Regions from separate parts of the Homo sapiens genome. Here region 1 is linked to region 2. A link is a contact called in ENCODE Hi-C or POLR2A ChIA-PET data. All regions are on one chromosome and are shown on one strand. Each heading gives the region's core, a stretch centred on a gene start or an enhancer-like site at or near the end of the contact. The rest is flanking DNA. Distances are from core to core; before and after follow the strand shown. Region 1 overlaps ACTN4 (actinin alpha 4). Region 2 holds the start of ECH1 (enoyl-CoA hydratase 1).

Region 1 (2,700 bases), core at 89-2,588, 110 kb after region 2:
GCACCTACCAGACTCCCCACAGGATCGGCTCTGGCACTGATGGCCAAGAAGTGGGAGGCCTGGGAGACTCTGGCTCCACCGGCCCTGCTGCGCAGCCCTGGGGCAGGAGGCTCAGCCACAAGGCGGCCTTGCAATTCCCTTCTCCAACTGCTTTCTCCCAGGGGCAGGAACCAGAAACAGCAGGTGACATCTCCCTCTGCCTCCGCAGAGTCCTGGCAAGGGTGCACCGAGAGGATGTGGGCAGCGGACCATTGCCACAGCTATCTGGGATCCAGGCCAAGGGACAACTGGAGTGGGGACAAGGGGTCGTTCGGGGTTGGTCGTATTCCCAGGAAATCAAGTCCCTCAGAGAAGCATCCACGACGACCCTCCCGCTGCGGGCTGTGGGGGATGGTGAGGGGTGTGGAGTGAAGGTGGCCCACCCACCCCAGGGCGGAGGAGGCCGCTACGACCAGACCCTGGGGTGTGGAGGGCCTGCCTGTCCTGTTTCACGTAACTGCTACTTGAGAGGACAGAGGCTCTGAGTCTTGGGAATTAGTAGGCCAGCCTGCCTGGGGGCTCTGGCAGACGCCATGGGCAGACCCGCGTGGATGCCCAGTCAGGTAGGGGTGGGGCAGGGACGTGTGGAGGCCGCTGAACCAGCTGGGCCCTGGCCGGAGACTGAGCTGGCTTCTAAACACCTCAGGTGAAGGCTGCCCCAGAGCCCTTCCCAGGGGAGGAATGCCAGTGGGGCCACCACACCCAGCCCCTTGGCCTCAGGAAACCATCTGCAGGGCCTCATGGAGCCCTGTAGAGGGACTGAAGAGCTGATGGGTGGGCAGAAAGACCCCCAGAAGGTTCAGCCACAGGGCGACGCCCAGGCCTCCATGGATAAGGACGGCTGGAGCCACCTGAGCTGTCTGTTGAACGAATGAGTGAATCCGGGAATGGATGGAGGCCACCAACCACACAAGATGGCATCGGTGCTAACACGCTCTCCTCACATGGGTGCCTTTCTGCCAGGCAAGAGGGAAGTGCGGCACCCGGCCTGGCCAGGCCCTTCCTCCCTCACTATCCACTCTCTCACTCGCACTCTTTCCTGGTAGCAAAGGGGCTGGGCTGCTCTGAGGCTGGCAGCTGCCGCGGGAATGGCGAGCTGAGCTCATGTGAGGAGGGCACAAGCTGGGCCGTGGCCAGGGCTGCAGGCCGTGTGGAGCTGCACACTCGCATGCGGGCCAGGGTGGGGAGGGGTGAGAAAATGCACTCAGGAATGCAAGGAAGGGCTCAGCTGGGCGGAGTGGCGGCCGGAGGGCCAGGGAGACTGTGTTGGGAAGGTGGTGGCCAGAGTGGGAGAGGAGTCCTGTGAGTGGCTCTTGTGGCTCTCCCAGGCACTGGCAGCTTTCTGAAGGCTTCCAGACCCCTGGGATCTGAAATCTCAACCTTGGCATGACCCAAAAGAGGGCCAGGGACGTGATGAAATCCCACATCTGGAGCCAACGGCCAGGCAGCTGCAGGGCTGCCGAGAACAGAAAGCACAGTGGCGCTCCTGCAGGGGGAGCCAGGCCCGGGAAGGAGGCTCTGGGAAGGGATGGGAGGTGGGAGGAGCTCACAGGTGGGCCATGCTGAAGGGTGGGCCGAAGGCAGTGGGTGAGCACTGTCTGAGGGTGAGCACTGGCTGTGGTCCGGCAGCAGGCCCAGGAGGCAGGCCCTCCTCTAGCCTGAGGGACGTGCCAGTGAACATGGGCTCCCCAGCCTTCCGTCCACGCTCACAGAGGTGTGGGAGAGGGAAGCCGACTCTGAACACAGGGTGCGGGGGATGGAAGAGGCCTGCCCCACACACTCGCCCTGGATGGGGAAGACACGCAGAGGGGACAAACAGATGGGTGTAAGGTCACTTCCCTGAAGTGCTGGAGGGGGCTTGGCTGTGTTCCTGGATGACTGACAGGGTCCCACCTCTGAGGCGAGGGCAGACTGGGCAACAAAGAGGACCTGGCCCCTGAATGGTCCCTGCTTTCTGGGGCTGAAGGAATCCAAAGCAGCATTTCTTTCCTTTTTTTTTGAGACAGGGTCTTGCTCTGTCACCCAGGCTGGAGTGCAGTGGTACAATCACGGCTCACTGCAGCCTTGACCTCCCTGGCTCAATCAATCCTCCCACCTCAGCCTCCAAAGTAGCTGGGACCACAGGTGTGCACCACTATGCCTGGCTAATTTTATTATTCTAAAATTTTTTTGTATAGGCAGGGTCTCGCTATGTTGCCCAGGCTGGTCTCAAACTCTTGGGCTCAAGTGATCCTCCTGCCTTGGCCTGCCAAAGTGCTGGGATTACAGGTGTGAGCCACTGAACCTGGCTCTAAAGCAGCATTTCTGACACACACACATGCTCCCAAGCAGCAAGAAAGGGCACCTGAGAAACAGACCCAACGTGGCAGGGGGCTGTGTGTGCACACCCATGCATGCCTGAGAGACAGGAGGGGAGCACGGGAGCGGGGCTGGGCAGAGTGGGGCAGAGCTGGGCCGTACCGTCAGTCCAGGCCTCGTGGATGGAGGCCTTCTGCCGGAACTTCTCTGCCAGGTGGTCGAGCCGCTCCAGCCTGCGGATCTCATTCAGCAGCCACTCCTCGTAGCCCTTCTCAGCCTGCTCCAAGTGCTGCCAGCCATTGTTGATGTCCTGGGGCAGGGCAGGAGCAGGCAGGGCTATCACAAGGAAGTGGAGGCACCCAG
Region 2 (2,703 bases), core at 54-2,553:
TCCGGGGTTCACGCCATTCTCCAGCCTCAGCCTCCCCAGTAGCTGGGGCTACAGACGCCCGCCACCATGCCCGCTAAGTTTTTGTATTTTTTTAGTAGGGACGGGGTTTCACTGTGTTAGCTAGGTCAGGAGGTCGATCTCCTGACCTCGTGATCTGCCCGCCACGGCCTCCCAAAGTGCTGGGATTACAGGCGTGAGCCACCGCGCCCGGCCAGCAGTTTTACAGTACTTTTTATGCCTTTTGGTAGCTGGCTTTTCCCAAGGGAATTTCGGTTTTTTTGTTTTGTTTGTTTTTTTTAAGAACATGAACTTTTTTTTCTTCTTTTTTTTTTTTTTGAGATCTTGCTCTGTCGCCCAGGCTGGGGTACAGTGGTGCCATCTCTGCTCATTGCAACCTCCGCCTCCTGGGCTCAAGCCATTCTCTTCCCGCTAGGATTACAGGTGCCGGACACCGCACCCGGCTAATTTTTGTATTTTTAGTAGAGACGGGGTTTCGCCATGTTGACCAGGCTGCTGTTGAACTCCTGACCTCAGGTGATCCGCCTGCCTCGGCCTCCCAAAGTGCTTGTATTACAGGCGTGAGCCACTGCGCCAGGCTAAGAACATGAACTCTGGTGCCAGGTAATCCTGCTTTAGCCCTTCTGAAGCCCACCGACCTTGAACCTAGTGTCTTCCCGTGCCTGGGCCAGTTTCCTCTGCATATAGTAGGAAATAGTACGACCTCCTGGTGGGAGTTCATATTATACAGTCAGCGCTTAATGTTGGCCCGTCTGTACTCATTCCTTTACCTGAGTAAACTCACAGTACTGCAAGTTTTCTTTTATTTTTAGTTAACATGATATATACATGCATGATTACAAGCTCTGCTGCAATTATGTCCTTGGACATTTCAGCTGTCGCCTATTATTCCACCATTATGAAACAGCTGTGTGATGAACTTTAGCGGGAGCTGTTTGCTTTTCTGTTTTTTTTTTTGTTTGTTTGTTTTGTTTTTTTTAAGACGGAGTGTCGCTCGGTCGCCAGGCTGGAGAGCAATGGCGCGATCTCGGCTCACTGCAAACTCCGCCTCCCAGGTTCACGCCATTGCAGGAGCTATTTTCTTTGGCCAGGTTCCCACTGGGGCAAAGGGTCCATTTCTGAGCCTGGCTCTATGTAAGGCAACCGGAAATCGACTGCCCTTAGTAAAGATGGCGGAAAGAACGGCGTCATTGCCTGTCAGGTTGCGGCATCGGTGCCCTCGCTCAACATGGCGGCCTTCTGTGCCCGCCCCCTCCGCTAACGGGCACGTTACTCCGTCCGAACGCAGTAGACGAAGGCGGCGGCGATGGCGGCGGGGATAGTGGCTTCTCGCAGACTCCGCGACCTACTGACCCGGCGTGAGTCACCTCTTGCCTTATGGGGGTGCGTCGCGCTGTCGTGCTGTTATAGCAGATGTAGGACGGGGAGGGCTATCCGGGGTCACGAAGGGCCCGAGTCCCCTAAATTCAGGGGTGCGTGTGCTCCCTTTTGAAGGACTCCCTAATTCGATAGGCCTGTGTCTTGCAGTCTGGGGTCATCAAAGGCTGTTCCTTTCTCCCCAGGACTGACAGGCTCCAACTACCCGGGACTCAGTATTAGCCTTCGCCTCACTGGCTCCTCTGCACAAGAGGAGGCTTCCGGAGTAGCCCTCGGTGAAGCCCCAGACCACAGCTATGAGTCCCTTCGTGTGACGTCTGCGCAGAAACATGTTCTGCATGTCCAGCTCAACCGGCCCAACAAGAGGAATGCCATGAACAAGGTCTTCTGGAGGTCTGACCTGCAGATCCTGGAGGCCTGCCTGCGGGGGGAGGCGGGGCTGCGGGACTGGGTGAAAGTGGAACGTTGTGGGAAGATGGACATGAGGGCAGGGTATTCCCGCCCCATTTGTAACCCTTCACTCGTTGCTTCACAGAGAGATGGTAGAGTGCTTCAACAAGATTTCGAGAGACGCTGACTGTCGGGCGGTGGTGATCTCTGGTGCAGGAAAAATGTTCACTGCAGGTACCAGACGCTCTTCACACACCCTGCCAGCCTTCCTAGCTCCTGGCAATAGACAGTGGAGCAGTGCTTCTGAATTAGGGTTTTAAGCAGCTTCTGACTTACACACTTTTTTTTTTTTTTTTTGAGACGGGGTCTTGCTCTGTTGCCACGCTGGAGTGCAGTAGCGCAATCTCAGCTCACTGCAACCTCCACCTCCCGGGTTCAAGCAATTCTTCTGTCTGGGACTACAGGCGTGGGCCACCACACCCAGCTAATTTTTGTATTTTTAGTAGAGACGGGGTTTCACCATATTGGCCAGGATGGTCTCCATCTCCTGACGTTATGATCTGCCTGCCTCAGCCTCCCAAAGTGCTGGGATTATAGGCCTGAACCATTGCTCCTGGCCCCTAACTCACACTTTTATCTGTGTGTTTTTTTTTTTTTTTTTGGAGACAATATCTTTCTCTGTCACCCAGGCTGGAGTACAGTTGCCTAATCATAAATCACTGTAACCTCAAATACCTGAGGTCAAGCGATTCTCCCACCTCAGCCTGCCAAAATGCTGGGATTACAGGCAGGTGCCACCATGGCCAGCCCTATCATTTTTTTAAAAAAAGGCCTACTTTAAAACATTCAAATATAAGTATTAGTCTGACAGAACACGATGGGATCATAGGCTCTGAAGTCTAGGTTTCCATCCTGGAT

What was found. Hi-C counts contacts between places; a loop is a spot of excess contacts on that map. ChIA-PET counts read pairs that join two places held with the same protein, here RNA polymerase II (POLR2A). Pooled maps may share reads with other maps.
Region 1: a map of ascending aorta shows a loop between it and region 2 (2.3-fold over the local background). The contact joins the enhancer-like site here to the promoter of ECH1 in region 2. A Hi-C loop is called at or near these places in 16 of 168 maps with a recorded cell type or tissue (MCF 10A, PC-9, adrenal gland and 9 more) and 13 of 50 pooled maps. POLR2A ChIA-PET finds 5 or more read pairs at or near these places in 10 of 52 experiments (A673, Caco-2, H1 and 7 more).

Annotation. Positions count from the first base shown.
Region 1 is chr19:38,717,874-38,720,573 of GRCh38, reverse strand. ACTN4 (actinin alpha 4) reads right to left here. Exons shown (of 21, transcript NM_004924.6): 11 at 2,500-2,647. The region is part of intron 1 of LOC107985291 (a long non-coding RNA gene); the gene reads left to right. Among named protein-coding and RNA genes, the nearest start is that of CAPN12, 25 kb to the left of the region's middle. RefSeq lists enhancers at 1,218-1,938, 1,973-2,700. Within about 2 kb of position 1,338, at least 18 of the 41 ENCODE cell types and tissues checked have a DNase peak (open chromatin) inside an H3K27ac peak, as active enhancers do; they include PC-9, ascending aorta, dorsolateral prefrontal cortex and 4 more, where a contact is called at or near this core.
Region 2 is chr19:38,830,394-38,833,096 of GRCh38, reverse strand. ECH1 (enoyl-CoA hydratase 1) reads left to right here and starts at 1,303. Exons shown (of 10, transcript NM_001398.3): 1 at 1,303-1,376; 2 at 1,581-1,788; 3 at 1,931-2,019. The coding sequence starts at 1,325. The region is part of intron 1 of LOC124904712 (a long non-coding RNA gene); the gene reads right to left. RefSeq lists an enhancer at 1,255-1,404.